Linked DNA regions of Mus musculus: region 1 is linked to region 2. The links are chromatin loops, found by intact Hi-C in ENCODE. Cell type or tissue: heart. All regions are shown on one strand. Links, peaks and the distances in the headings refer to the core of each region. The heading gives the core; the rest is flanking DNA. Region 1 overlaps Abca4 (ATP-binding cassette, sub-family A (ABC1), member 4). Region 2 holds the start of Gclm (glutamate-cysteine ligase, modifier subunit).

Region 1 (16,082 bases), core at 4,125-12,124, 76 kb after region 2:
AACAAAGTGACAAACACAGTAATAACATGATCACAGCTGACAAGGGGGAAAAGGTTGGAACTGACCCGTCCACATCTCAGGCCATGAGCACTCCAACCTGCTCCAGAGGTTGTCAGGTGTTAGCCCTGTAGGAGGGACTGCACTGTTGGCTAAGGTAGCAAACATTTGTAATCCCAGCCCTCAGGAGGCTGAGGCAGAAAGACCATGACCTTGGAGCCAGCCTGGACTATACAATGAGATACAGTCAACAAACAAACAATAAACAAACAAACAAACAAACAAACAGTATGCTGTGGTATGGGGTAGGGATCACTGGCAGTTCTTAGAAATAATTTTGTATTCTCTGTTATAAAAAGGACTCGTGACTGTAAGTGACTCTCAGAGAATAACTTTTCAACCGGTATCAACAGCAATTGTAAGATAGAGAAATGAGAGACAACAGTTCGAAGGTTGGCCAGGCATTCCGGGCCCTCTGGAGGGTGACAGAGACAAAGTCGACCTTGCCCAGTGGCCATGGGGTGGTGACACATCTTTTAGAAGCATGCCCTTGGAAAGATGTGCTTTTCTCTTCGGCCGCATTGGACTTTTCTTGCAATCAAGAAATTGGTTGGGAGGAGTGGGAAATAAGGTTTTTTTTCCACATCTATTTTTTTTAAAGTACTTTGATTTGATTTGATTTGCTGTTCAGTAGTCCAGACAAAATGGTTGACTTGTCCTTGTGAAGTCTCACTAATAAGCCTGGCCATCTGGCTGCTGGCATCAACCCCACTACTTTCTCCAGCATTCTTTCCACCTGGGAAACTGGGCAATGACTGTCTCCCAGTGTGGGCACTGTGCCCAGGGCAGTACAGGAAGTCCACCCCAGGCTTTATCTTGGGCCACAACCTGTACCTTCTATCCCTTTCTATCACTTCTTCCTTTCCCATCTTGATACTTCCGTGAAGAACAAAGAATCCACCTTCCAGTCATTGGCTTTAAGCAGACACGTCCACCACTGAAGCACAGTATCCCAGCCCGGACCCTTTAAGCTCCAAAGTGTGACCAAGAAGTGTTGTCAATATCTCAACAGCCAAGATGTCTCACTATTCTTTCTTTCCCTGCTTATTCCTAAAACTTGAGGTTTGGAGATTTTTGGGGTTTATGCTGTTAGGAGAAAAATGTGTGGAACAGTTTCTTCCAAAAAATGATGTGAGGTGGTATCCCTGGATAAAGGCATATGCCTTCAAGCCTGACAACTTGAGTTGGACACACATGCATAGATAAATGCTTTTAAATGTGATTCACCCACACCATCCAAATGGCTTTCGGATGACGGTGGGGAGCCACTCAGCTACTGGGTCAAGTGTTCAACTGAGATGAGCTCCTACTAGAGAACCCCTGGGCCCAGGCAAGGAGGATTGTGGGTATGAGCTGGGTGGGCTCTCTGCAGAGCCTCACCTGAGCCCAGGAGCACCTCAGGCCCAATTAGTCAGTGAGGCCCCTGAGCTAAAGCCCTACCTAAGCCGTGGTTAGGAGAGAGCAGTAGGATACCTTGGCTTGCCAGCTGGCTCCAGCAGCCCGGGGGTGCAGAGGGAGGTCATAGGTCTCAGTCTGCTGTTTAGCGAAGTTTACAAACACCTGCAGGCAAGAGAAAAGTAAGCAGCCGTCTCCAGAAAGATGAGACCCCCCCCCCCCCACAACACCTATGTGTTTTGCTCTGCATTCCCCATAGTTGACAGCCAGCCAGGCTGCTGTGGCTTGTCGCCTTCTATGGCCTGTCGCAGGTCTCCACAGTTGTGCCCTGGACACGGCTTGCTTCTTAGACGCCTGAGCCTAAGAGCTTGCAGGAGGCTTCAAAGGGCAATGGACTGGAGAAATTGGGATAACTAAGGAAGCTGCCAGGGTCCAGGCTCTCTAAAAACAACCGAGTAAAGGCAACTGCTCTCTGCTGTGTTCTTTGTTCTACAAGCAGTGTGGCCAGAACTCCTGCAGGAGTCCTGTGTGACTGTCACTTCTCTAAGGGTGGCGAGAGCTTCTCTAGAGGTCAACACTCGCTTAGTTCCTTTGTTTTACCAAACAGTCTTTAAGGATGTTGACCAAAAACAAAACAAAACATCAACAACAACAAAAGAAATTTAAAAAGGGCCAATCCCCCAACAACCCAGGAAAAACTCAAATGCTCGCTGATGAATGAATAGATAAGTAAAATGTGGATCGAAGTGGCTATTCCTCAGTCACGATACAGTGTGGACATGAAGCCTTGGGTCCTTACATCAGACCCAAAATGACAATTACTATTCACTTACATGAAGAGCCTAGAGTAGTCAGGTTCATAGACAACAGAAGGATCTGATCAAGGAAGACACCAATAGATGTGCTAATGTGAATCATGGGGGAGCTCTGGTGGCCCCAACCCTACACAAAGAACTATACTAGGAATGCCGAGGGAGTTGGACAAAAACATACACATGTAAGTACCACTACAAGGTTGTATTTATATGTTTAGGAATGTGTGTGTGTGTGTGTGTGTGTGTGTCTATATATCCATAGATAGATAGATAGATAGATAGATAGATAGATAGATAGATAGATAGATAGATAGGATTGATAGATGGATAGACAGACAGACAGACAGATAGATGATAGACAATTTTATAGAAAGAAAGTAGATGAAGCCAGACATGTTAGCACATGTCATCCCAGCACTAGGGAAGCTGAAGCAGGCTTACGTATGGTCCTGGATTACACATAACAACATCTTCAAAAATAAAGTGAAATGGTAATTTCCAGAGACTGTCAGGAAAAAAAAAAAAAGAGTGGGGATGTGGTGTTTGGAAGACAGCATTTTAGTGACACAAGATGAAAAGAGTAAAGATGAGCTATGGAGACAGCTCAGCCATTAAAATTTTAGTGACACAAGATGAGAAGAGTAAAGATGAGCTATGGAGACAGCTCAGCCATTAAAATATTTCAAATGCTTGTCATGCTAGTATGGAGACCAGAGATCAGACACTCAGGACCCACATAAATGCCTGGTAAGTGCGACAAGCTATAACTATAGCCTTGGAAGGTGGAGACAGGAGATCTCTGGAGCAAGCTGGCTCACAAGACTATCCATATTGTTAGAAAGCTCTGAGTTTGATTGAGAGACCCTACCTCAAGGAATAGGAGGAAGAGCAATCGAGGAAGATCTCTGATGTCAACCTTAGGCCTCCATATGCATATGCACAAATGCACACACGTTCATATGTACCTGCACACATGCAAACATGCACACGCAAACACACATGAACGCACACAAACATCACATCCATACCAATAAATACCTACATAAAAAGCAAATGTTTGTCAAAATTCACTGAGCCGTACAGTTAAATACGTCTATTTGTTCTTTTCAAATCACACATGACAAAGTTGACTTGGAAAGAAAAAGAAATCAGCTACCACCATAAAACAGCAAGCATGAAATATAAGAAGAAAAAGAAGCAAAAATAGTCAAGTTTGTGGATGACTAAAATGGTGTTGGAAACGCATTTCTGAAATGTCAGCCTTTAATCTAAGGGAGAGCGACTAACACTGCATTAAAGCGAGGGCATCCTGCCTGCCTTCCACGTTACCCACTACTCTTGTCAGGTGTTAGCACAGTGGGCACAGTACCCACTTAGTACCCTGGGTGGACTTGCCTGGTCCAGCGTGGTCTGGGTGACTGAGTACTCCTCGATGAGCAGGCTGTCCTTGTGGGAAATGAGCAGCTGGAAGATCCTGGCCAGGGAGGACGAGGGGACCTGGAACTGGAGCATGCTGTGGTGTCTCTCCCTCTGCACGCTGCCAGGGAAGTTGCCCTGGAAGAACTGCTCCACAGGATTCAAATCGGGAAGCAAGTCGTCCTTTGGAGATTTGATTTTCATTGTGACAATGTAGCCGTCTCCAAACCTAGCAAGTGCACAGTGTGTTCAGTTCTGTAAGAGCTAAGGCAATCCCCAGACAAAGAGTGCACTCATTAGGCATAATAGGGATTAAAAGCCCATAGCATTGGCCTGCTCCGCATGTTTAAAAACAGGAGCGGAAAAAAATGTTTGGCATCAGTTTCTGGAGATCTAAATGTCTGTGTGGTGAAGTTGGATGAACGTACTTGCTGAAGTCCGAGGTGGTTGTAGCCCCCTGTGGAGATTCTAGGCCCATCCGTAAAGACTTGTGACTAGAGCACTCAGCTCTATGAGGAGAAGACTGAATGGCTTCTATATGATTTGCTAGGGAAGAACAAAGGCTTGGGAAGGCACTATTCCCTGAGGAAAGTTCATGAAGGGTGTGGAGCTGTGCTATGGTCTGGATATGATATATTGCCTGAAGACTCATGTATTAAAGGCTTGGTCCTTCCTGCAGCCCTGATCAGAGGTTGGAACTTAGGGGTGATATGATCACGAGGGGATCTCACATTATTAGTGGATGAATCCTTTAGAGGTAGGACCCAGCTGAAGCAAGCAGATCATAGGAACACGTTTTTGAAAGATGTCTGTGTGTGTACGTGCATACATGCATGTGCATTTGCCTGTGGATGCGTATGCATGCGTGTGTGTGTGTGTGTGTGTGTGTGTGTGTGTGTGTGTTTCTCCCTCTCTCCTAGAATCTACTAAGGTAAGTAGGCTTTTCTACCACACATTACCACCACCATGATGCTCTACCCCAGGCCCAAATCAATTGAGCCAGGAGCCTTTCCTCCTCTTCCTCTCCCCCCCTCCCCCTCCCCCTCCTCTTCCTCCTCTTCTTTTCTCTCCTTCTCCTCCTCCTTCTTTTTTAATATTTATTTATTATGTATACAGTGGCCTGCCTGTATATATGCCTGCAGGCCATGAGAGGGCACCAGATCTCATTATAGATGGTTATGAGCCACCGTGAGTAGTGGCTATTCCTGTTGTCAACTTGACTATATCTGGAATGAACTATAATCCAGAATTGGAAGGCTCACCAGTGACTCTAATCTGGAGGCTGGGAGATAGAAGTTTCTGACCTGGTGTCACACACATTTAATCTGGACTACACCTTCGGCTGGAGACGATATAAGGACATTGGAAGAAGGGAATCTCTCTCGCTCCTTTGCCTGCTTGCTGTGTGGGACTGAGCAACTGCTAGATCCTTGGGCTTCCAGTCACAGCTACTACTGACCATTATTGGGAGTTGGACTGCACACTGTAAGTCATCAATAAACTCCTTTACTAAATAGAGACTATCCATAAGTTCTGTTACTCTAGAGAACCCTGACTAATACAGTGTGGTAGCCAGAAATTGAACTCAGGACCTCTGGAAGAGTGCTCTTAACCTCTGTGCCATCTCTCCAGCCCCTGCCTTTCCTTCTTGATGTCAGGTTTTTCCTCTGGTATTTTGTTACAGTGATATAAAGCAGACTAACAATGATGCCCCTTGCTATGTAGATCAAGAATGGTCCATCAAAGAGTGTGAATCATGGGCTGGGGACTGTGATAACCTACATTGGGGTATATCATACTCATTAAAGTTTACTGGAGAACTTCTTCTATGAACTGGGGCTGTTTCTACAGTAAGAAGATAGTAGCCATCCAGTTTTTGGAAATCAGCCATCCATTCACATGGGAGTACCCTCCCCCTTACCCTCCCCCTTACCCTCCCCCTTACCCTCCCCCTTACCCTCCCCCTTACCCTCCCCCTTACCTGGCTACCACTGGGATATTGAGGAATGAGAGGGAATGTGGAAGGATGTACTCTAGCAGTTAGGCATGGGGAGTTGCTGACACGGGCCTGGTGATCTCACATGCTGATACTTTTATAGCTATCTGTGTAGTCTCCACATGGTAGTTATTTAAGAAATAAATCAGGATCAAAAACCCTTTTGCCAAATTCACCATATATCTTAGATCTTCCCACCCATGTGAAGGATGGTAGTTTCCCGTGAAACACACTTCATGAACTCCCTAAGGTTTGATGTCAGCACAGATAAGTGACATTCTCTGTTATCCTAGCCAGCTAGCTTGATAGCTTATATCATTGGCTCCTCATAAGCATGCTAAATATATTCTAGTATGCCTGGGAAAGAGTGACAACTAGAAATCCACTGACATATTAGGATGCGAGGAAAGACGATGTTACAATAATCTCATTTCAATGAATTGCTAGTTTTATCTCACAAGTTATAAATAATAAGGAATTATCTCTAACCACCTATAAGTCTGTGGTCACAAGGTAATATTCCTCAAGATTGTTAGTTTGCCATATGACATATGGTCATTTATTTTTCAAACCTAACCATACATAATATTCTAGAAAGAAAAACTGTTTCTCAAGCTGTTTGGTCTCTTACTCATTCCTACATTGGTTGTAAACCCTCACAAAATGTGCCACAAGTCCTGGATCTCTAAGGAAATGTGGGCTGATACTGGGTCAGTGACAATGGCCCTCCCCCATGCCAGCCAGGTTCTGTAAATGTCCCAGTCAGAACTCTCCTATCCAGAGACTCCTGTGAGCTTCCAGCCACAAGCAATTAGCCCAGTGTAGAACATCTCATTGGCTTTCTCCATCTGCCTCTAAAGAGTCTGGCCCAGCCATCACTAGCCAATGCCTGTGGAATGGTTAGGCAAGCGTCCCAACTGTCCATGATGACGTCAAGGCCTGGATGAACCCACAGAATGTACTTAAACGCAGGCCCCTCCACCTGCTCACTTGTACTTGAGGTGTTGGATGGTACCCAGACACTGAAAGGTGCCCTTCACCATGATGGCCAGCCGCGTACACAGAGCTTCACATTCTTCCATGCTGTCAAGCAGGAGAGAGGAAGTGAGACAGATGGGAGGGGGTGCTCCTCCCTCCCTCTCTCCACCTCCCTGGGGATCTCTTGCCTGTGGGAGGTGAGAACCACAGCTCTCCCTTCTCTGATGATGCTCACAATGGTGTTCCACAGCATGCGGCGTGCCTGGGGATCCATCCCTGTCGTGGGCTCATCCTGCAGAGTAGGAGAGAAAAGAGGGAGATGTGGACGCGGAGTTGGTCTTTCTCCATCACTACATCCTTCCTGGGCTAACAGACAAGTGCACAGCCACTTCCCAGCAAGCAAGACAGAACCATGTCTTGTAGGACACATAGGTAGAAGGGGAATTGGAGACTACAGACACATGGTACATACCTATAGGACCATGCCAGCTGTGAGTGAATTAAGGTTAGGATAATAGAAATACAGAAATAGGATAATAATAATAATATGAACAATAACAATAAATTAATAAAGACAATAGTAGAATTATCCTTAGGAAGGGTCAGGGGAGGGGGATAGCCCAAGTAACTTTACAGTCCTCTCTATGTCCCATGTCATTTAAAACCCAGACTGCATGGTCTCAGGGACTCTACTGTGGTCCAATTCACGAGAGGGTCCCCGGAGCCTCTGATTGAAGTAGATGCTCCGGTCCACACAGATTTCCTCATCCTAATTTCTAACCAGATCGCAACATTCCCTGGAGCTGACAGGGCTTTCCAGTCTGAGTTTCTGGACCTTCTAGAGACTTTCCAGGCATTGAAGGTCAGACTGTGCTGTGACCAAACACTTGGCTAATTTGCCTTAAAGGGGCAATCTATTGCCGTTCTAAAGCTGCAAGCCCTGAATTAATTTTCTCAACTCAGGACGTCCGTGACATTTCCACTCTGCAGAGTACGATGCCCTCACCAGCAGCAGCAGGGGAGGGCAGCCAGTGAGAGCTATGGCTGTAGAGAGTTTCCTCTTATTGCCTCCACTGTAGGTGCCTGCCAGGCGGTCAGCGTAGAGAGACAAGCCCAGGCTCTGGATACCCCAGTTGGCAACCTAGGAAAGAGAAGAAATTTCAGCTGGTGGATGATGAACAACTGAAGGTCCCAGGAACAGGCATGGACCAAGGCTGAGTTCTCAGAGGTCATCCTGCCAGGCTCAGCTCTGTTGTGACAGCGCCATCTGCTGGCCGGTATCTACCAGTACATACTTTAAGATTACACTTGACCTTTGGTTTCACCAGTGCGACTTCCTGAGCTCTACAGCCCTCTTGGAAAGAGCGTTCAGCCTTCCAAAGACTATACATCTTTCCAAGAGTTCCAGGGTCTCTGAGAAGACAGTGCATCTCAAACCCATTGACTCTACCCCCAAAGAAGGGACACATCTGCAACCTTCTTGTACATCTAATGAATATTTATAGAGCATTTAGCACGAGCCAGGCAGGCACTGTAGTAGGCACTGTGGAGGGGTGAACAGTGGGGTATATTGCCATTGTTGTTATACTTCCTGGGTCAGAGGTGACTGTCTATTGATGTCTTTAATATGGTATTTAACCTAGGGATTCTATTGCTGTGATGAAACACTGTAACCAAAAGCATTTTGGGGAGGAAACGGTTTCATTCATTCTTCCATAGTGTTGTTCATCATTGAAAGCACTTAGGGTAGGAACAGTTCAAACAGGCTAGGAACCTGGAGGCAGGAGCTGATGCAGAGGCCATGGACGAGTGCTGCTTACTGGCTTGCTCTCCATGGCTTGTTAGAACCCAGGACAACCTGTCCAGGGATGGTATAGGACCAAAATCTGGATATTAGGTGTATCCATTGCTATTAGAGTATTTTTGTGCCTTGGTCCTCTCAGAGGACAGACAGATAGATAGACACAGACAGGGACAGACAGACATATACACACACATGCATATAATGAGTGTATGTATGAACACACCTACATTATGCACAAACACATGCACATGAACATTTCAAGACGACATAGTGACATCACCAATTCCCACCCACTCCTCTAAATTAGTTCTTTTTTTTTTTTTTTTTTTTTTTTTTTTCCATTTTTTATTAGGTATTTAGCTCATTTACATTTCCAATGCTATACCAAAAGTCCCCCTTACCCACCCACCCCCACTCCCCTACCCACCCACTCCCCCCCTTTGGCCCTGGCGTTCCCCTGTACCGGGGCACACAAAGTCTGCGTGTCCAATGGGCCTCTCTTTCCAGTGATGGCCGACTAGGCCATCTTTTGATACATATGCAGCTAGAGTCAAGAGCTCAGGGGTACTGGTTAGTTCATAATGTTGTTCCACCTATAGGGTTGAAGATCCCTTTAGCTCCTTGGGTACTTTCTCTAGCTCCTCCATTGGGAGCCCTGTGATCCATCCATTACTAAATTAGTTCTTTCTTGCTTTCCCTTTTCCTAAATGTATTCTACTTCCTCTATCAAAGAAGTGAACATCTCAAACATCAACACATTTGTTCATTTACTCAGTTATGTCACATACCTACAATTATTCAGAATTATTCTGTCCATACTAAAATAAAAGGCAAATACATAAAAAAAATAGCTCAGAAATTGAAGAGCTCTGTCCTACGCTACTTTGCCCACGACTAAGGATAAATACCCCACTATCTGCACAATTATTTAAAACAGAGTAACTTGTTTCCACTTATATTGAGTGGTAGACTTTCTTCCTGTTTCCACTTTTTCTCTCTCTTCTTATTCTTACTGATGCAGTCTTAGTTTTGAATCTGTAGCGCATGCGCACACCTGCATGAGTCAAAGCTAGACAAAAGGATAACCTGAGAGAACCATTACTCCCTCCATTCTGCCCTTCTCCCCAATTTCCTCTTATGATCAAAATCATTGTTGTCTGGTATGTTGGTGTACCCCTCTATCAATAAAGCTAAGCACCCACACAGCTGCTTCTTGTTTTTCTATTTCTTACCTAAAAGCAGCGTCCCACATGTTCACCTTCACACCTTGCCTGTTCTCATACAGCAACTTTAGAACTAACCCTGACAATATGTCATAACAGGCCACAGAGGCCATCCTTATTCTTTCCCTACAGCAGCATCAGAATGTCACATGTACCATCCAGCTGACCATGTCTAAATATTTAGGTGATATCAGGTACTTTGCAATCACAAGTGTAATGAATAACCATGCGCATAAGCATTTTATACTGTGGTATGTGAATCGTCAGGATAAGTCTCTAGAATGTTGATTTGTTGGGGGTTGGTCTTGTGCACCATGTATTCCTGATTTCTGTGCATGCATGAGATCTGGCACGGATGTGGGGGCATTGCTAGGAATATTGAAGAATTTCCTGTATCAATGTGGCATAAAGAATGTTCCTCAGTTATCTCTGATTGGTTAAGTAAAGGCTGAACAGCCAATGACTGGGCAGAGGAGATACAAAGGCTGGACTTCCAATCCCAGCCAGGGGACCCAGGGAGAAGAGTCAGGGAGAAGGAGTTCACCATGAAGTGGGCAAGGATCTAGAAGAAGAAGGGCCATGAGGCAGGTGGAGGGAGGAGGAGGAGGAAGAGTAAGAGGAAGAGGAGGATGAGGAGGGAGAAGAGGAGGGAGAGGAAGAGGAGAAGGAAGAGGAAGAGGAAGAGGAGGAAGAGGAAGAGGAGGAGGTGGAAGAGGAAGAGGAGAAGTGGAAGAGGAGGAGGTCACCAAGGGAGTTCACCAGGAGCACACACTAGAGCAGAGCAAGCCAATGCCACTAACTTGGGTGTGTGGCTGGGAAGTAGCTAGGTAGCATAGAGGGTTAGGAATATCTGCTCAGTTATTGTGCTTAAAGTTTGTTGAATAAATCTGTAAATCTCTATCTCAATTATTTGGGAGCTAGCTGGGTTAGGGAAAAAAAAACTGCCACTTTTAAATTTCCTGCTATACTGATTGAGGTTAAAGGACAAATGCATGTTTCACCAAACAGACTCCAGGGCAAGAATTTACTGTGCATGAGCTCATTTTGTTTGCTGCTATATCTAGCTTCTAGGTCAGGACTTGGCACACAGGAGATATGTTCACTTGCTGGAATGGGTGGACAGTGTGCCCAGTTTTCTGTCTCTACATGACTGTACTCCATAAGTGTAGGCCATAGCTTGCCCACCTCCCACATGGCCACAGTACACTGTTTCTCACCTTCTCGATTTCCTTCGATGGCACGCCCCGCAGCCTGGCATAGAGGTAAAGGTGTTCTCTGCCTGTGAGCAGGTCATCGATTGCATCAAACTGAGGACAGTAGCCCATGTTTTGATGGACATCAGAAATACTAGTTAAAATGCTGCAAGAAGAAAGAGGAATTACTGAGTTTCCTTCATAGAGGGGGTAACCAAAGAGCAGGGGCCAGATTGGCCGTGGGGCAAGACCTTCTCCATTTTAGAAACACTCAGAATTTGGACATCAAAGTGGGGATCCCTTAGTTAGTAACGTGAACTTCCGGAGTGCTGGGCTTTAAATAGTTGGCTTCTTCTGAGTGTCACACAGCTAAGGTGACACTTGCCACGTGAGTGAGGAGTAGGTTGGATCTCCTGGCTTGAGGGCTTAGAAGCAAAGGTTTAGGAAGTGATCAATGGATCGTTCCTGGATCTTAATCCCTTCCAGACTTTGAGGGGTAGCTTGGAAAAGGTGATACCTCCCAGTGGAAGTCAACAACATCCTCTGTATTTATTCACAGACAGAGAGGGGTAATCAGATAACTACCCAGAGAAAGGAGTCTGGCAAGCGGCAGAATATGTTTCTGTCTTCTCCATCTGCTTAATCCCGTATCGATACTTTACTAGAAAATGTATTGACTGGAACAACAACAAAAACCTGTGCATAGAGCATGTTATCCAGTCACCTTTGTCTAACCACTTACAGATCAGAGCTTATTAATATAGGATAGCTATAACAGGACAGGACACAGCGAGTCCAGGCGCAGTTTCCCCCGCTGTGACAAAGGCCACTCCAGGTATAGGTAGGACAGTTGAAACTACTCAGGGAAGCAAGGAAGGAACCTTTCCAAATTATAGGAGTTATCTCACCTGTAAGCCCCAGTCTTTAAAACTTTGCTTTCTCTCTAAATTACAGCTCAGTTTTACCTCAGGATAGCAGGCTGTGTCTCATCTGTACTAAAACTGGTGTCGCCTAATAGCTTCCTATATCTGCCACTGAGCTCTCTCACCATAAGTCCTGTTGTTATCACTGTATTTGCTTGGTAGCAGATAGCTGGGTGGCAGATAAAGTGTACTCGGCCATGACCTGGCTCTATCTTTGTCAACGTGTTTGCTTCAGACCCACCACATATGGCCATGGAGGGCTGGAATCTCAGATTCACCTATCATCCCAGAGGTATGCTCCAGCCTCCCCCTGCTTGTTGGGCTGTGTTGAGCAGAGCTCTTGGGTAAAGGCAGAGGGTCTTAATCAAGCAGATGTTGGGGAGCCATCAGCAATGTCTGTCTCCACTAATAATAAGCCAGAATGGAGCGCTGTGAGGACACTGTGCATGGGTGCTGCTATTCAGGAACAGCCAGTAAAGAGACAGACCATTCTCTTCCCTGCCCTGGGGAGACAAGGGACGGTACCAGGAAACTTGGTACAGTTGAGTGGTTTCAGAGACCCGGCACCCACCTGGAATAGTAGGCAGCTCCCTGCTCCCTACTAGATTCCTGGCCTGGAACACATGCCACACTTCTCACATAGGAAATGTGACCTGTGGTCATGTAGCCAGAAACAGAGTTCTGTAGGATAATGAGGCCCTGAAGGTTTAGCCAATAAGCTTCCCTTCCCAGACATTCCTTCCAGCAAGAAGTATTTAATACCTGGTCCACCCTGAGCTGTTGGTATGTATCCTTTCTCCACAGTGAGCAGAACTGCAGTGAGAAGCAGGGAGAATGCCTTTGATGGCTGAGTCACCTGCAGAAGGCCTCTCTGTGCTCCCAGACAACCATCCTAAAGACTTTTGCTGATGAACTAAGCCAGAGTTTCCACTCCCCTGGCCCCGGGCTTGTCATCATAGCGCTCATCCCATGCCCCCCGCCCCCCAGCTCATTCCCAATTCCACACAACCTAGCGGGAGCCTGGATGTCCAGGAGTTTGTAGCCTCTGGTCCCGGCCTTGTCATGGGTTGTCGACACAACACACAACACTTTGTTCCCTTCTTCTCTGTGTGGCACCCCAGCTGTGACTGGATGCCTAGAAACCTGGGAACCCCAGCTTTGGCCTCCCACATCCTTGGCTGTTTTCCCACACCCTGAGAGATGTCTTGGCACTTTGATAAAGCCCAGCACCCAACAGTGGAGGCACAGGGTAAATGCAGTCTAGCAGAGCTGCCCAGCACCCCAGCGGTAGGGTGGAGCACGGACCCACATGCCCTACCGCACAGAGTAGAGATCTGCTTAAGCTCACATTATTATAGAGGCCAATAGCCACTCTCCAGAAGCCAAAAACACAGGCCAACTTTCTCTTTGCCAGCTTTCCTTGGTCTGATGGGAAAAAGGATTGGCATGCAAATGGCTAATGATGATGGGGGTCTCCTGAAGTCCCTTAGATGAGGACCTCCATTGAGAGAAACTCAACCCAGAGAAAGGATGTATCAACCTAGGAGCTCTTAGCCTGGGATCCAGAGGCTGCAGTGGGATCACAGATGCACCCCTGGGCTCAGTACATCCCTCAAAGCTTTGTAAGCTGTCAGGAGGGAGTGAAAGGGAGGGTGTGGAATATCCTTATAGAGGGAGAAGGTACAGTGTCCAGCAGTTGCTCAAAGGAGCCTATAGCCCAAAGAGATGAAGAACCACTGACTTAGTGTTTTCTAGAACTTTCTAGGAATTCATGCTAAGAGCACACTCCCAACCATTACATTTTAGTCTGGCTTTTCCAGTGTATCTATGTCTTGTGTGTTGTTGAATCACATTCTATGGGAGGCCCCCTTCTCTGCATAGATCTTTCTAGGTCTCGGAGTTATACTGGCATATGACACTGGATGGCTTTCCACATGCTAGGACAAGGACATGGCCTATGGGGGACACCGTACAACAGGAAGGGCAGAGCACTCACCTCTTGCCTGCCACAGTAGCATCCCCCGATGTCACTGTGGTGTCCCCAGTGAGCATCTTGAATGTGGTGGTTTTGCCTGCACCATTCACTCCCAGGAGGCCAAAGCACTAGGAGAAAACAGAGAACAGGTGTTGCCCTAGTGACCAAGGACATCTTCATTGCCAGACCCCAGGCCAGTGTGAGAGCTGGGATACTCATACCTGGGTGCCATTACTGAGATTATTGGTCATGTGTGGCTACCAACATGAAACACATCTAATCCTAACCAACATGGGCACTAAACGTGGAACACACTGGCTTTGAAGACTTACAACAAGGACAAAAAAGAAAAATGAAAAATATCTCAGTAATGTTTTTGCACTGGCTGGTTTTGTGTGTCAACTTGACACAGGCTAGAGTTATCACAGAGAAAGGAGCCTCCCTTAAGGAAATGCCTCCATGAGATCCAGCTATAAGGCATTTTCTCAATTAGTGATCAAGGGAGGCAGGGCCCACTGTGGTTGGTGCCATCCCTGGGCTGGTAGTCTTGGGTTCTATAAAAAAGCAAGCTGAGCAAGCCAGGGGAAGCAAGCCAGTAAGTGACATCCCTCCATGGCCTCTGCATCAGCTCCTGCTTCCTGATCTGCTTGAGTTCCAGTCCTGACTTCCTTGGTGATGAACAGCAGTATGGAAGTGTAAGCTGAATAAACCCTTTCCTCCCCAACTTGCTTCTTGGTCATGATGTTTTGTGCAGAAATAGAAACCCTGACTAAGAGAGCTGTACATTAACTACACATCAAAATTTTGTTTTAGATCTATTGTGTGAAATAAAAATAGTAAACTTAACCCCCCCACACACACACACCTTATCTACTAGAAAGTTTGACTTTCATTAGATTTCTACTGTCAAGCTCTGGTCAGAGGGAGAAGACTCATGGTGGAGGGCTGATTTTTCTCAAGAGCTATTTCATGTTAGTTAGTACGGTACCCACCTCTCCAGGTCGAACTCCAACACATAACCGATCTACTGCTGGACTGGAAGAGCCTGAGTAAACCTGTAAAATTCAAAGAGACTGGGTTCAAGACCAAGACAGGGGTAGAGCAGTGAGTGAATAGGGTAGGGCAGGGCAGAGGAGTGAGAGCAAAGGACAGCACAGAGTGACTTGGAAGAAAACCACAAACACCAGGAGGCTACACATTAACACAGCATTGGAAGAGGAGCCACGGCACAGAGAGGTGTGGAGGGTGAATCATGCCATGTGCAAACGGAACAGCAGAGAGCAGAGGCCAGGGCTCAGTTGGAGAACCTCTTCTGGAGACCCTGTGGTATCCACAATGAACAGCAGGGATAATGTCATGGGAAATAGGTGCTCCCAGGAGGCAAGTGACAATACAAAGACAGTATGGGGTTGTATGGGACAGCATGATGGTCCTGTGCCACCTGTGTGCTCGGCTTGTAATGCCAAGAAAATACCGCCCACACCTGCTCCTCACCTTGGTTAGTTCGTTTAGCTTTAAGATGTCGGTTTTATTTCCCCCACTCATAACTCTTTGTCTTTCTTCAGCCACATCGTCATCTTCATCAAAAACGGGCTCTCTAGCAGGCTCAGCGATCCTAGAGGAAGGGGCATGGGCAGGATTGTGCTGGGCGTGCAGTAACCGTCATGCCACCGTCCTTCTCGCCCAACTATCCTTCCCGTTCCCCCACATTTACTCCTCTGGACTTCTTTTCTCTAAGTCTAGTCTAAAAATGGTTCCTGTCAGGAGGGACACTAGGCAGGCAGGTCAAGTGCTTCTGTTGAAATCCTCTCTGTGCTGCCGTCCTGCCTCTTCATGCCTGACCTATGCTTGTCCCTGGATCTCTCTGAGCCTTGTTGTCTTCTTCAACCACATGAACGGGAGAGAAGGCTGTCTCAGGTTGTGTGAAGATGAACTCTGAGTCGTGCCTGAGGAAAGACTTGGGAGCCAGCTTTATATTATTAAAACCGTTGCTCTACGGCAAGTGAAATGTAGGTGAGTTATTAGCTACCAACCTTCCCTCTTTCTCCAGCCTTCCTTACCAATGCGATGACAAGATAGCTTTGGCATCTTATTAACACACGTTCCAAATCTTTCTTGGTCCAAGTCATAGGTTCCAAGTCTAACCTCTTCAAGCATCTCTGTCCTGCAGACAGATCCTCTATGCCTTTGCCATCTGTACTTTTTTTTTAAGTTACACTCACTCCTTTGCCAACCACTGGCACCTGACCCTGGTCCTTACACTATGCAGGCCATTCCCACCTGCTGGCCTCAGCATGTTCTCTTGCT
Region 2 (15,743 bases), core at 1-8,000:
CAAATCCCAGCAACCACATGGTGGCTCACAACCATCTGTAACAAGATCTGATGCCCTCTTCTGGAGTGTCTGAAGACAGCTACAGTGTATTTACATATAATAAATAAATAAATCTTTAAAAAATATTTGTTTGTTAAAAAAAAAAAAAAATGCAGGGCTGGAGAGATGGCTCAGTGGTTAAGAGCACTGACTGCTCTTCCAAAGGTCCTGTGTTTGATTCCCAGCAACCACATGGTGGCTCACAACCATCCGTAATGAGATCTGACGCCCTCTTCTGGTGTGCCTGAAAACAGCTACAGTGTACTTACATATAATAAATAAATAAATCTTAAAAAAAAAACAACCCAACTAACATAAAACTCAAAATTAAAAACTTAAGATATTAAAAAACAAACAAACAAACCAACCAAAAAACCCTCAGAGATCACTGCCTTGGTCAACTTCCATCAGAGTGGCTGCTTCCAATAGTGGACAGGATTAGCCTTGAGACTAAAGGGGCAATGTTCAGAGTGGAAGACTGCGGAGCACATGGCTCTAAATGGAATGTCTTTGTCAACCCCCTCCTCAGACCACAGGGATCCATGCAGAATAGGAGGTGGGACAAGGAGACAGTGTCGTCCAGACACAATTGGACTGAAGCACAGATGAATTCAGAGACTGTGGCACTGGGGCAGGGCCTGCACAGGTTCAGGTCAGGTTCCTAGCACTGAGAAAGGAAAGAAGTCTAGGTGTCCCACCCCAACCTTAGAGTTAATTTGCAATTAATGCCAACTGGTAAGGGGGTAAAATCAATTTTCTCCAGGAGTGTCACTGGGTATATCACGCATACTCCAGGGCAACACAAAACAAACTCCATGGCTTTTCTCGAGATTTTTTTTTTTTTTTTTGCTTTTTGCTTTGTCTAGCTATGTTTTGTCTTACTGGTCTTCTGTTTTTTCATTTTGAAGTTTTGTGACATTGTGGGGTTTTGTTTTTGTTTTTGAAAGAAAGAGAACATAAAATTCAATGGCGAGTGTCTGGGAGAAATCACAGAAGGGAAACTATAATCAAAACACATATACAAATATATAAAATACATACATAAAAATATATAAATGTATAAAAATGAAATAGAAGTAAATTTTAGGGGCTAGAAAGGTGGCTCAGTGGTTAAGAAGACTGCCTGCTCTCTTGGAGGTCTCCAGTTCAATTCCCACCGCCCCACAACAGTCTATAACTCCAATACCTAATATTCTCACAGACGTGCATGCAGACAAAACACCAATGCACGTAAAATAAAAGGAAATAAAAAATAAAATCAAAATAAATAAATTTAAAAAATCAAAAAATAAGAATCTATAAGAAAAAAATGATCAGGCCTTTGGGAAAAAGGTGGTTATTTTTGTTTTGTTTTCCAGTTTCCTTAATCTCTTCAAGTGAATTGAACTGTTTTAAATAGCACATCCCACTTTGATCTCTGGTTGTTAGAAAATTCTTTCTGCGGGCCGAGGATACGGCCCAGGGGATGAAGTGCTTGTCAGACAAGCGCGAGGACCTGAACTCAGATCCCAGCACCCAGAGAAAAGCCAGGCACAGTGGTAGGAGGCAGTAGGCAGTACTGGGCCTGAGGGAACAGACACACAGGCTAGTCTAGCCAATCCCTGAGCTCTGGGTTCAGTGAGGCACCCTATCTAAAGGAAAATATCAGACATCAACCTCTGGCCTCTGAGCTCACACACAGAAGAGAAGTCTCTAAGAGCAGACAGAACACACCCCTCCCTGTATCAGAGACCCTCCTCCTGAGTGCTGGGATCAAAGGCCTGGCCACCATACCCAGCTTAAAAAGTCAATTGTTTACAAAGTGCAACAGGATAGAAAAAACATCTCCCACATAGTATGCAAGGGTTAGTAATATCCTTTCTATGCAGCCTGTTTCTAATATGTTGAAACACACACACAAGAGAAACAGAAGCGTGTGAACTGAATGAAAAAATGCAATATTTTCCGTCAAAAAACATTGACCGCTTCTCTGATGATGATGGTTGAAAAATGCACTGAAATTCTCAAAGAATAAGAACATTAAAAACAAACAAACGTTGCAAGCTACTGCAGTGTGTTGTGGAGAGATAAGGTGCAAAGGGTACACTGAACCCAGTGCCGGGAGGAGCTACGGCTCTAAGCCAAGATGCAGAGACACCTTTGAGAGAAACAGGCCAAGTGGGCAGTTCAAACAGCGGCCCAACTCAGCTGGAAGCTGAGCACAGGCTGGGCTAGGGAGCTGGTTCCCCAATCTGACCAGTGAAGGCTCTCAACTTACAACGAAGGAGTCCAGGCGCTCTTGTAGAGCCTGCCTCACTAAAAGAGCAGAAGCCCGTCTGTCTCTGACCACTGAGACCGACCTTACAATATGACCTAACTTAGGAAATGTAGCCTTTAACCAGGATTTGTTTACCTTTCTGATGATCCAGTTGATAACAAGCATGTTGTGTGCAGAGTATTTTCATACCCCATCTTTTCCTTACCACAACTACTTGATGAGAGAATATTACTCAAGGTTAAAGTTATAGCCGGGAAAACAGTCTCAAAGTCAAATAGCTCCTAGGTGTAACTGTTTCTTTTTTAAAATGTTTCCATTTATCTTATTTATTTTTTGAGCCAGGACCTCATCACATGGTAGCCCAGGCTGGCCTCGAATTCTACATTCTATTGCCTTAGCCCACTGAGGCTGCGTATTAGAAGAGCCCACCACCATACCCAGCTTATTACTCCCCACACATAATTGCACATCTGTCTTGTTTTGTTGTTTTAAGTAGTATACATGTTCCATATTATCAATACGCCTCTGCAATGAGTTGCACGGTCCATGGAGAACCACTGGCTCAGGAATGGGCCATTAACACAAATATAACACATTTTAATTCTAGATTAATCTGTCACTTCCAACTACACATTAGGTTTTTTGGGGGCGTGGGGGTTGGGGCTGACACTGGGTAGCCCTAGCTGTCCTGGAGTTCAATATACAAACCAGGCTGACCTCGAACTCAGAGATCCTACTGCTATTGCCTCCCTAGGGGCCGGGATTAAAGGCGTGTACCACCTGCCCCTCTTTAATGGTTTTGAAGCAAATACAATGTTAACATCCAGTAAGTTATTTGTCCCAAATCCAAATTCAGTACAATAGAGAAAGCAATGTCAACAATATCAAAGTTAAACCTATTGTTAGTCCATCTACCAAACACTAAACCTTTATCTTTCCTTTACCTTGGCTAAGGGAGAGGGACGGAAGATGAAGACGCGGGGCTGCAGTGGCTCTGTCCAGCCAGACAGGGGACCCGGTGGCCCTCAAGAGTTGTGCGATCAACTCCGACCGGCGGAGGCGCCCCTCGCCCCGCAGTGGCACCTGCCAAGCCGGGATAGTACCCAGCTCACTTCGGTACCTCCGAAGCGGGTCGAGCTCCGGAGAGCCCTGCTTGTCCCCACTTCGAGGAGACCCTCGGCCCCCACCGTGCTCACCTCCTCGCTGTGCGTGGACGGGCACTTTTTTCGCAGGCGGCCCCAGTTGAGCAGGTTCCCGGTCTGCAGGTGCAGGGTGCTGGCCCGCGCCAGGAGCGCCCCGGCCGCGCGGCTGTCGGTGCCCATGGCAGCTGCCGCCGGAGGGGACCGGGTAGCGCCGGAGCCGCGGAGAGATGGCGAGCGGGCGGGCAGGCGGGCGGGCGAGTGGGCAGACGGCTGCCTCGCAGGGCGCGGCGGTGCCCCAGGCCCCAGAGGAGAGCGCGAGGCTGCCGACTCCGCGCGGCCACAGCCCGGTGTGCGCTCGGGCCCGAGGAGGCCGGGCGGCGACGGAGAGGCGGTCCCGGAGGGAGGGAAGGAAGGGAGGGAGGCGCCGGCGCGGACGGTCGCTGCGGCTTCTGCGGCCGCCACCGCCGCCGCCGCTGAAACGAGGGAGCTGTTTCCTGGAAGACAATGACTAAGCAGAAACCTCACCCGAGAAAGTGCTTCGTAACCGTTACTCGTCCCGCGGCGGGCCAGGGGCGGGGCGCAGGCCCGCGGGTGACTGGCCCTCGGCCTGCGGCGGGCGTGGCGCCGGGCGGCCGGGAGCGGGCGGCGCCGCGGGGGAGAACAGCGCGCGGACGTGCGCCCCCTGCCGGCCAGAGCGCGGCGCGCGGCCTACGCCGCCAGCGCCTCGTGAGAGTTGACGGTGCGCCCGGGAGCGCCGCTCAGCCAATGGCCGCCCGCGCTGCGGCCCTGGACACGCCCTCTTCGAGAGGACCGCCGGAGGTCCATCCTCCCAGGCCTTGAGAGCGTGCCTGCTTCTGTGTCTAAGGAGCTGATGCGATGGCGCGAGTGTCTCATTGCCCGCGCCCCGCTCTGTTTTTTAAATTTATTTTTATTTTTTCCTTTTGCTTTGCTTTGCCCAAGAGTCTTTCCCCCAAACTGATCATTCTTCTTCCAGCGTGTTGATTTACCTATTTGCTGGTGCTGTATGAAACCAGAGAGTACAACTTTAATTTTCCCCTTTCAGAAGCCTAATCCTTCGAGAGAAAGGCCTCAGCCCATGAAACATTAAACAATAAAAATACCACGGGGCAGTTAGTTTCCAGGTCAGTTAAGCATAAGGAACAGATGGTAACAGAGAACGTTTTATGATTCACACTTTTACAAGTTGTTCGTGATTCTTCCCCATTCCCACTGGAGATGGCTGGGTATAATAGCAAACTGACCGTTTATTAAAGTTTTACCCAGGAAACAAACTTTTTAACAAACCAGTCAGGTATGTTAGAGCCAGGTGAGATTTTCATTATAAGGCGGCAAAATCTTTTCAAAAGAAACATGAATCTGAGTTGGTAAACTACTAAGAAATAGGAAAGGCTGGAAGATCGTTCCAGAAAAAGTGAGGCTGGTGTTGGGTACATCTTTGTGCACATCCAATGAGCAAGAATCCATGGAGAAGAGGTTTCCCAGGAGCAGCCCCTCACATGGCCTTACTTAAATATAAACAATTGATTCTTCTGATGAATTTTTTATGGTCATTGTTAGACTTTTGATTATATTCTCTTAAAAGTCCATGTAAATATTTGGTTAAAACTTAGTGGTCGCCGGGTGGTGGTGGCACACGCCTTTAATCCCAGCACTTGGGAGGCAGAGGCAGGTGAATCTGTGAATTCATGGCCAGCCTGGTCTACATAGAGAGTCCCAGGACAGCCAGAGCTAGGTAGAGAGACTCTGTCTCAAAACAAACATACAAAAATATTGTTTATTTGTGTGTATGTGTGTTTTCTTCCATGAGTTTATGGGCACCGTTCAGGGCCCCTGGAGGCCACAGGACATCAGATCTGCCGTTGGGTAGGTAGTTGTGATGAGTTACTAAGAGAAGGTATGGTGAGTCCTTAGTTCAGTACTTGGCTTATAATAAATGTTCAGTAAGTGAGAACTACTATTTATGGTGCTGGGGTCGAAGGCTTACACATGCGTTCTGACAGTGGGCATCCCTAGCCCTCAAAATTGTTGTTGTATTCTACTCTCTCCTGTTATAACCTGACTATCACAGGCTGGCACACTCAGGAGTGCACGGAGGACTTCACGTTGTTTCTGAGATGTACATTTGTAGACCCTTTGAGACCACACGTGGTAGCACGCGCCTACAATTCCTCCACTCGGCAGGCTGAGGCAGGATCCTCGGAGGGAGGATCAGGAACCCAGTGTTAGCCTGGGCTGTGGAATGCAAATACCTACTTTAAAACAACCAACGGACAGGTGGGCGGAGGAACCTAAGCGCTGTATTTTAAACTCTTTACTGGTTCATATTACAGGTGATTTAAATTCTTTAATGTGTCTGTGCATGATTTATATGCTTTCAGTGCCTTGCATATTTTACTTAATAATACTGTTGCTGTAACTCCATGGTTTCTTGGTGAAGAGAAAAGTAATCTACATTTCCTTTGGCTGCAGAAGAAAGGGATACAAGCCAGAAGAACTTGGCTGCAAAGTCATTGTGAGTCTGCTCTTTTGTCTCGGGGAGGGGGGGGGGGGAGGTGCCTTGCTTCCTCCTTGGGTACACTGTAAGCTTTGTTTTCAGGAGCCTTAACCCTCTCCTGGGAAGGACCAACAAACAGAACTAAGGGGTGGCGGGGATACATGGAAAAGTATACGCTCTGAGTCTATTCACACAAACTAATTAATAAACAAAATTAAACTACCCATTAGGAAAGTACAAACATGTAGTAAAACCACAAATGTGCAAAGAAATTATTACCAGGGTGTAAAACAGAAGAATGGGTGGTGGGGGCTCCAGAACAATTGAGACAACCTTTGCTTAGTAGTTATTTGTAACTCAGCCTTACACAATTAATGCACTTTGTCTAGTTGATCTATTGTAATAAAAGTTTTTTTTAAAGAGCTATTTTTTAAAACCTCTTGGTGGCAGTTGGGAGTGACGGGTTTGTAGATGAACTATGATAGTATAAATGTCACAGCACAGGACAGATAGGGCTGCGATTGGAGAAGCAGCCAGCAGCAATGCTATTTATCCCCAGTCTCCAGAACAGGACGCAGAGCATGCTGGGTAGAGGTGAGAGGCCAGAGTCAGAAAGACACTCAAGGCACAGCGACTGAAGTCAGCTGAAGGGATAGGAGCGGTCCCTAAGCTAGAATCTGCTCTAAGGAAAAACAACTCTAATTTGACAAAGTGTCCAGGGCACCCCACATGATTTGAAGTGAGGGGGCGGGGGAGAGAGGCTGGGAGAAATGAGTTACCTACGCTCTAACCATCCATGCAGAGAATGTATTTAGGGCATGAGGAAGGATGGGAAAAGTAGATTGTGAATGCTGTGTATGTTACTCCATGTGAGGACACACCAAGGCTTTCAATGTAAGGAGAAAGTGAGAAAAGTATTGAGGTGGATCTTCCATTTCAAAGTCTCTAGTAACGAATATACACAGCATTTGTAATATAAAAAATACCCATTTAAGCCATAATTAAATACTGCCTAAGAATAGAGAAGCACGTATTCACATGGTCAAAGAAATTTACAACAGTAGTTAGATAGTGGTTAGGACAAGGGATTATAGGTTTCTTTCAATTTTACTTATGTTTGAAATTAAAAATGTAATTTTAGTCTGAAAGCACAATGTAGGAATTAATTATAAAATCTTAGGTGTTTAGTTTCTTTGCATGCACTTTTTCTCAATTCTTTTACAAAGAGAACAATTTTATTTAATTTATATTTTGCCGATAAATTGATTGTGTAAGTTTTCCTTTGCAGATATTTTACCATCTGGAGACCTTCATTGAACTCAATTTAGTGGATATAGAGTTGAACTTTCTTTTCTAACAGTTCCAGAGTGACATGAATATCTGTTGATCCAACAGATACACTTTAATTTCTGGTTAAACTTTACCATAACATTACATATTAATTAAAAATAACAAATTGGTACAACTGGCCATCTGGGAGTTCAAAAACCATACTTGAAAACCTACACTGATCTGGTCAGAGAAATTAAAGCAGAGGATATCTTCCCCCTTGTTCTACAAGATCATAGAACTCCCAGATAACTGTGCAACATCTTTCAAGATGTCCTGTAACTGTGGGAATTTGTCTGTTCTCTTGTTAGGGAGGCTTTGTCTGTACCACTGAGTGGGCTCTACCCAGCATCCAGTCTGCCAGGACATTGGTCAACACAGAGGAAAAATTGCAACGGCCAAGCAAGGCCTTTGGCTTCTCCTCACATACATAGACTAAAGGGAAAAAGAAAAGCTAGATGAGCCAGGAGCTTCTCCCAAGTCACACCTGATAACCAGGTCTTCAACTGCCCTTGGGAGGAAACAAAAAGATTCATTTTAACCACCTAGATGGTCTTAAACATCCAGCAGGAAAACGTATAACGAGAACTAAAATAATCAGCATTCGTTAACAGCTTAATGAACTACAGTCGTCAGACATTGTACATAGCCATAGGATAGATTATTTTGGACAAAATTCTCACCAATGGTTCTCTTCCTGAAAAATATATACACTGCCCAGGTACAGGACAAGACCTTCACTCACTTTACTGCTGTGATGTCTCTCTCTGCAGGGGAAGTGAAAACAGTTCCATATTCTTAAATATTGAGGCCAAATCTTTAAAATTTGTGTTTACCAAGCACAGCACAGTTTCTTTAGACGTGTACTTCTGACAGCTTCTGTGTGTCTTCCTGCACCCGAACCTTTCATGCTTGCTGGTAAAAGGAGACTGCCAAAGCCTATGCTGTCAAACTCAGGTTTGAAAAATTATTCAGGACACCCAAATGGTGTCCCCGGACATTGTGACACAATCCTATTAGAAATACATTTCTCTTTTAGGTTCCTGATTCGCTGCTGCTGCCTGGTTGTGATGTTAACAGCTAGTATCTGGGTTTCTCTTGGGTTTGACCCATCCTGGCCACCTCCGCCGGTGCATCACACCTGGTCCATGGGCTCAGGCATCTATTGCTGGAAATGCACTGACCATGGGACAGTTACCTTATCTGACTTCTTGTACATTTCCAAGCATCTACTCCCTGTGGTGCAGGAGTCTGATGTGACAAACATGTGTCACATGGCACAGTGACTTACACTTTGATCCGACTAACGTGAGTTACATCCATCAAGATTTAAATAAAAAAAATGTATCCTTCTAGAGGGTTCTGGTATGAAGGTTCTGGTACAGTGTCCAGGCAGCCACACAACGAAGTTTCACAATACTAAATAGTACTTGTGTTAGCATCATGCGGAAAAGTCTTCCTCCCTGACTCTCTCTTCCTCACGAGGACACAGTAATAGAAACTCAGTGACTGACTTCTGAACGTAAATTGGCTGGTGAAAGGCTCCTTCAACTCCTGAGCCAGACAAGTGACAACAATGGTGACAGCAAAATCAGCCGTCTTGTTGAAACCTAGCAAAGCCTGCTAAGGATCTTTAGATGGCATTCTCACCTGCTCTCTTTCTCTAATAAGGGCAAAGCTGCCCCAACGATTTTTCTACATTCTCAGTAGAATTACAGTACTACTAACAGTCTTGCTTGTTGTATTCAATTGCATGGCATGCTCCTAAAATACCTGCTTACCACCAGAACGGCTGTTCTGTTCTAAATCTTTGCCATCGCCTAAGCATTATCTTGGCCTCTTAGATTCACCCCTCTCTGAGGCGAACCGACTGCTGCCCCTTCTGCATCAGCCCTATCGTTAGCTCAGAACAGTGGAGTGGCCTGCACCCCCAAATCCCCACGGTACTGTACATCCCAGCTGCAGTTTCCCCTCCCTCCTCCCCTTCCATCCCCCCCACCCAACTTCCAGTCCTTCTTCCTTTCTCTTCAGAAAAGTTGAAGCCTCTCCTGGTTGGCAACCAGCCTTGGCATATCAAGTTGCAGTAAGACTAGGTGCATCTTCTCCTATTGAGGCTAAGCTAGTCAGCCCACTAGGGGAAAGGGGTCCCAAAGGCAGGCAACAGAGTCAGAGACGGTCCAAGCTACACAACTGTTACATCTGTGCAGAGGGCATGGGTCAGAGCTCTCCCCCTGAGTCAACCTACCATATAGGTTCATAGGAACGTCCTAAAAGCAACAAGAAAGTACACATTTACTGGGATTTCAAAGAAACTGGTGAATAACTGACTTGAATAATGTTAATAATTATTTGACAGAAAGCTTCAATTCCAGCCCTTTTACCCATTAATTCATTCATTTATTCACTTTACATCCCGATTGCAGACTCTTTCCTCCTGGCACGCCCCTCACATGACCCTTCCCCAATGCCCCATTCCCTTCATTCTGAGAAGGGGGAGGTCTGCCCTGGTTACCAACTCACCCTGACATCTCAAGCCACTGCAGGACTAGGCACATGAAGTCCCAGTGAGGCCAGACAAGACGGCCCACTTAGGGGAACAGGATCCACAGGCAGGCAACAGAGTCCAGGTAAGCCCCGCTCCATTTGTTAGGGGACCTGTTTGAAGACTAAGCTGCACATCTGCTACATATGTGCATGGGGCCTAGGTCCAGACCATGTATGCTCTTCAGTTGATGGTTCAGTCTCTGGGAGCCCCCAAGGGTTGACTCTGTTGGTCTTCTTGTGGAGTTCTTATCTATTCCAGGTACCTCAATCCTTCCCCCAGCTCTTCCACAAGGCTCAGATCCATCTAATGTTTGCCTGTGAGTCTCTGTATCTTTTCTCATCAGCTACTGGGTAGAGCCTCTCAGAGGACAGTTATGTTAAGCTCCTGTCTGCAAGCATAACAGAGCACCATTAATTAATTAATAGGGATTGATTCTTGCCCATGGGCTCTCAATTTGGGCTAGCCATTGGTAGGCCTTCCCTCAGTCTCTGCTCCATCTTTGTCCCTGCACTTCTTATAGGCAAGACATATTTCGGGTCAAAAGTTTTGTGGATGGGTTTCATCCTTATCCCTAGACTGTGAGTTCAGCCTGGCTACAGGAGATGGCCATTTCCCACTGCTAGGAGTCTCAGTTGGAGTCACCATCATAGACTCTCTGGAGCCTCCCCAACCCCAGGTCTCTGGTTCATAATAACCTTGCCCTCTTCACCAATTTCCATTCACTTGCCCTGCCCTCTCTCCACAGCTCTCTCCCTACACCTGATTCCCCTCCTCCTCATCCCCTCCACCCACCTCCAATGACTGTTTTATTTCCCCTTCTGAGTGAGGTTCAAGCTTCCTCCCTTGGTCCTTCCTACTTATTTAGCTTCTTTGAGTCAGTGGATTGTAGCATGAGTATCCTGTACTTTATGGTTAATATCTACTTATATGTGAGTACATACCATGCATGTCCCTCTGGGTCTGGGTTACCTCACTCAGGATAATATTTTTCTAGTTCCATCCATTTGCCTTGAAATTTCATGATGTTCTTGTTTTTAGTAGCTGTGTCATTTTCCAATATGTAAATGAACCATGATTTTAAAAATTTATTTTTTGGTTGAAGGACATCTGGATTGTAAATAAAACTGCTCTAAACAAAGTTGAGCAAGTGTCCTTGGGTATGGTGGAGCATCTCTTGGGTATATGCCCAGGAGTGGTATAGCTTGAGGTCTTGAGGTAGGGCTATTCCCAATTTTCTGAGAAACTGCAAAATTGATTTCCAGAGTTGTTTTACAAGTTTGCACTCCCACCAGCAATGCAGGAGTTTTCCCCTTGCTCCACATCCTTGCCAGCATGTGGTATCTATTGAGTTTATCTTAGCCATTCTGAAGGGTATAAGTAGACTCTTAGAGTCATTTTGATTAGTAATTCTCTGATGACTAAGGATACTGAACATTTCTTTAAGTGCTTTCGGTGATTAGAGATTCCTCCATTGAGAATTCTCTGTTTAGCTCTGTATACTATGTCTAAATGGGTTATTTGGTTTATTGGTGTCTAATTTCTTGAGTTCTTTATATTGTTGATCTTAATGCCTGAGCTGTTGGTGTCCTGTTCGGGAAGTTGTCTCCTGTGCCAGTGTGTTCAAGGATATTCCCCTACTTTCTCTTCTATTTGATTTAGTGTAAGTGGTTTCACATTGAGGTCTTTGATCCACTTGGACTTGAGTTTTGTGTAAGTTGATGAATATAGATCTATTTGCACTGTTCTATGAAGTGAAAGTTTCTGGTTGTGTCATGTGATGCTTATTCATGTGGTGTTTTGATGAGGCAAGACCTGTGGGAGGACATATGATATTAAAAGAGAGTATAAGTAGGACTCAATAGACAGTGATAGGTTGCTTACATAACTAGCTGTGCAACTGTTCATGAGGACATGGGTCTCCTCAGTGCTGATGGTCGCTATAAGCACAAGGCTTGGCATCTTCGTTGATCTTCATTTTGTTGAGAAAGGCACAGAAGAGAACTCCTGATGTTCCAACTGGTCCTGTTCACTCTGTTGACTCGTGCCAATTTGGCAGAAGCTTAGCAGTTTCTGCTGGATTGTGCCATCATTGCTGATTTGTGTTTGGTGACACTTTTAAACTGGACTGTTGGTATCCTGGCATTACTGAACTGTGCTGCTGGTATCCTGACAAACAGATTAAAATCACCCCAAAGAACTACTAAACCATATCCCCTTGTCCTATTTACCATCTTTTCTCCCCTACCTTTAGACTGTGAGCTAGAAGGGGCAGGGTGTCAAAGTGTTTGAGAACCCTTATTAAAGTAAGTTTTGAAAAATCTAAGCCTATAGGTAGCACGCATCATGGCTTCACCATAATTGGTAATACTGCTTTGAATGTGGTAGAGGAAAGATCAGGTTATGAGGGGTTAGCAAATTGTGTACTGTGTTCTCTAAAAGTACAGATGAGAAAAAAAATGGTTTGTTTGTATATTAACATATTGACTTTGCAGTACGTGGAAGACATTCAAACAGCATATAAATATTTGTCTAAATCTTTGGGAGAAATCTGTCCCATAAATACAGTGCAAGTTTGTGCAAGTCATCTACATAAAAGTGGTGACTAAATGCATTACAAATAGAAGGCAGTTTATAAGATGGTGATGATGGGCTGATATCAGAACCCATAAGGCATACTTTGCCATCTGTTACCTCTCCAACACCATTCTGCAATGAGGAGCATCTATGTTCACCTCCATCTGATGCTCTTCACTCTTCACTCCACAGCTCACTGCTTCACTCCCAGATCCCTCATATCTCGGATCACAAATGACCCTACACTGTAATATTACTGGGTCCAGCATGGCTGCAGAAGGGACAGTGTGACATGGTTCCTGCACCTGTGGCAGAGCCAGCAGGACCTGGGTCTCCTCAGTGCTGATGGTCGCTATAAGCACAAGGCTTGTTTGCATAATAATAATCATATTTTACTTCATGTTCCTCCTTTGGGGGATGTTCTCCCTATCAAGGATAGCAACTCCTTGATCATCAGAGACAGCACGATTCTGGAAAGTGATTACGTGTCTCATGTTCTGCAGCAGTAGTGTCTGTGACCTTCAGGACAGCCCTTAAGGCTACGAGAAAGATCTCTGAAAATATGAGTTCAAGAATATACAAATTAGCATAAGATTATACTGTTCTATAGGATTCCTCAACTATGCAAAATATAAGGATCCAATATGAATTGTATGAGGGGCTTCACGGACCTGAAAGGATAGAGGCAGCTGCACTAATGAGTCAGTTTAGTCAGAAAGATAGTAAGGAAGGAGACAGGATTTGGTCAATAGAGGTAAAAACCTGGTATCAGGAACAAAAGATGAAGGCTTAATGATGCCCCTGCTTTCTGGGCTCACTTAATACTTTCTAATAATAAGCCTTGGAGTTGTTGAGATAAAGAAGAAAAAAAGCAAAGATTAAAAGAATATGTTAAGGGAGCTAAAAATTATAAAAAGTAGCTTCAGTGCTGTTTGCATCAGCACAAACAAAAGCTAGCTAAATTGCAAAAAAAAAAAAATTAGAAAAAGTATTATACTTAAAGCTAATTTTCTCACATAAAAATAGCCTCTGTGTCTAGACTTGGCAACCACAAGTGCTATGCCTAGCAAACCGAATAGGATGTTAAAAAAAAAAACAAAACAAAATGCTGTCTGGTTCATTTGCCTCAAATGTGCTCTGTATCTTTAAGGGTCATGGGTGAAGGTCATAAAATGCTGGTTCATGGAATGATCAGAAGGGAAGCTGGGGTAAATAATTAAACTGATGCACAATTTCTGAGGAAGTAGTTTATGCAAATAAAAGTCTGGGCTTTGGTCTGCCTGGGAGGTCACAGTGCTGTCACCTTGCATCCATCACTGACTGAGTCCTTCTTCCACTGCTCCCAAACACCCTTCCTCAGGACCCTCTAGCAAGATGAGGCTGACACATGCATGATGATATCACAACTATGGAAATTAGTGGTCTGTTTCATTCATAATAATGGCAAATGCATGGCTTCCAGCCAGGACTGGTGGCATGTGCCTATAATGGCAGCCCAGGGATGTGGAGGCAGGAGGATCACAAGTTCAAGGGCAGACTGGCCTACATTACAAGACCATTTCAGAAGATATAGAAAGCTATCCATCCCTTTATATGTGTGCTTTCCTATAAATATAAGTGACACTTGTCAGACTGGATTGAATATAGAAGCTGAAAGCGTAACAAAAAATTATAGTGGGGTGGAAGCCACTACCTTCAGCATATATTGAGACTTTTTCATTTTTTTCCTATTGAGTATAGATGAATTAAGTACATTCTAGTAATGATGAATGTAAGAGTCTTTCTAAACTCATTCCCTCTTCATCTGCTATCCCAGGTGATCAGATGCAAAGCTGCTGTGCTCTGGAAGCCTGGAGCCCCACTGCCATTGAGGAGATGGAAGTGGCCTCACCAAAGCGAAGGAGGTTCGAATAAAGGTAAAAACAAATTCAACATTTCTACTTCAAAACAAAAGCCATTCACTGTATATCCTTTCCAGAATTCCCTATTCAAAATTAAAACTACATATTCTTTTGCCTAGAAAATGTTCAGGAGGATGAATCCATTTTTACACTGCTAAGTAGAACAAGAAAACTTAGTTCGATGTTTTGTTTTGTTTTTAAATTTGGTTACATGCTTGAAATTACTAGGGAGCTTGGGAAATGCTAACTACATCTCATCTCAAATTATGAGTTGATTGGCAAGGCGTGGCACCTATTCCCAGATGATTCTAACTGGCTCCCAGCAAGCTAGAATGCAGTTCATCTGATTTGTGGCTCAAGGTCATTAGATTATTTTCATTATAGTGGTAGGGAGTGTGTATTGTTTACTGGTGGACTACAGAGAGATAGCTATTTCTAAGTTCCCTTACCTATACAATCCATACCCTCTTTTCCTGAACCTTCTGTGGTATCTATTCTCTACTGGGTGAGGAGTATGGCATTTAGCAATCCCCACAGACTACACCCCAACAATGTCACAATTCTTACAAGCAGTTTTAGACTCAAAGACACCCAGCCATTATCTGACAAGCTACAGCCTGACTCTCTCACCTGTGCATTTGATCCAAAATACAGAGCCGGGTAAATTATGGTAAGCAGTGGAGAAGCTGCGTGGGGGTGGTGCTGGTGGCCATCATTAGTCAGGTGATTATGATAGATGAAGGTAGAAAACCTGCCTTCTGTAGATAACAGGACAAAGTCAGCTGGGGTCACTGAATCAGCGAGAAGAATAAACACAGACCAGACTTGTTGGTGCATTTCTAAGGTTTCAATGGCCGTTTGATCATCATGTCACAAGCACAACAGAGTTAGGACTTTCAATGAAGTGGAACTATTAACAAAACTCTAAGTGTCTTTGATAAATAAACTAAAATTTTAGCTAAAATAGGGAGTTAAGGAAGAACACTGTGTTCCCTTACACAAATAACTATTATGGTTGCCGATGGTGAGAGCTGAGTAGGGGTGAGTGTGCTGGGAACCTTCAGAGAGCAGCAGGTCTGAAGCCTTCACAACAGGCTAACCTCTGTCATCTGTGCTCTCCACACAGACTGTGGCCACAGGAATCTGTGGTACCGATATAAAAAGTGTGGACACAGAATACTTTTCTCAGTTTTGCCCCATCATTGTGGGCCATGAAGGTGTTGGGATAGTCGAGAGTGTGGGAGAAGACGTAAGCACGGTAAGAACGGGAAAGAAGCCTTCTTCTCTCTGCCTCTCCCATGGTTCCTTCTCATTTCCTGGCTCTTAGGGTTACTTCAGGTTTTAGACTCACATTCATGGATTCAGAACTGGGGTCCATAGACAGAAGAGAACACCTGGCGTTTGTCTTTCTCAGTTCCATTCAACGCTGAGTATATTTTCT

Evidence for each region. Peaks named below come from ENCODE experiments on the same cell type or tissue, not always from the same donor. Only the 100,000 strongest peaks of a DNase experiment are listed, where the experiment ranks them.
Region 1: it touches region 2 in a loop (2.2-fold over the local background); 3 of 42 quality-filtered maps call a loop at or near these places.

The regions. Positions count from the first base shown.
Region 1 is chr3:122,161,609-122,177,690 of GRCm38, reverse strand. Abca4 (ATP-binding cassette, sub-family A (ABC1), member 4) reads right to left here. Exons shown (of 50, transcript NM_007378.1): 41 at 15,270-15,390; 42 at 14,768-14,830; 43 at 13,797-13,903; 44 at 10,902-11,043; 45 at 7,664-7,798; 46 at 6,846-6,949; 47 at 6,670-6,762; 48 at 3,663-3,912; 49 at 1,531-1,617. Among named protein-coding and RNA genes, the nearest start is that of Gm40137, 42 kb to the left of the region's middle. In heart, for the core only: CTCF peaks have their summits at 4,838 (motif pointing right) and 7,925 (motif pointing left); no DNase peak of the experiment used is centred there; H3K27ac peaks cover 569 bases.
Region 2 is chr3:122,233,861-122,249,603 of GRCm38, reverse strand. Gclm (glutamate-cysteine ligase, modifier subunit) reads right to left here and starts at 4,047. Exons shown (of 7, transcript NM_008129.4): 1 at 3,493-4,047. The coding sequence starts at 3,618. It overlaps Gm46822 (a long non-coding RNA gene), which reads left to right and starts at 5,232. Exons shown (of 6, transcript XR_001783970.1): 1 at 5,232-5,733; 2 at 5,838-5,971; 3 at 14,218-14,317. In heart, for the core only: CTCF peaks have their summits at 3,332, 3,967 and 4,166 (motif pointing left); DNase peaks (open chromatin) are centred at 3,463 and 4,063; H3K4me3 peaks cover 3,137 bases; H3K27ac peaks cover 4,224 bases.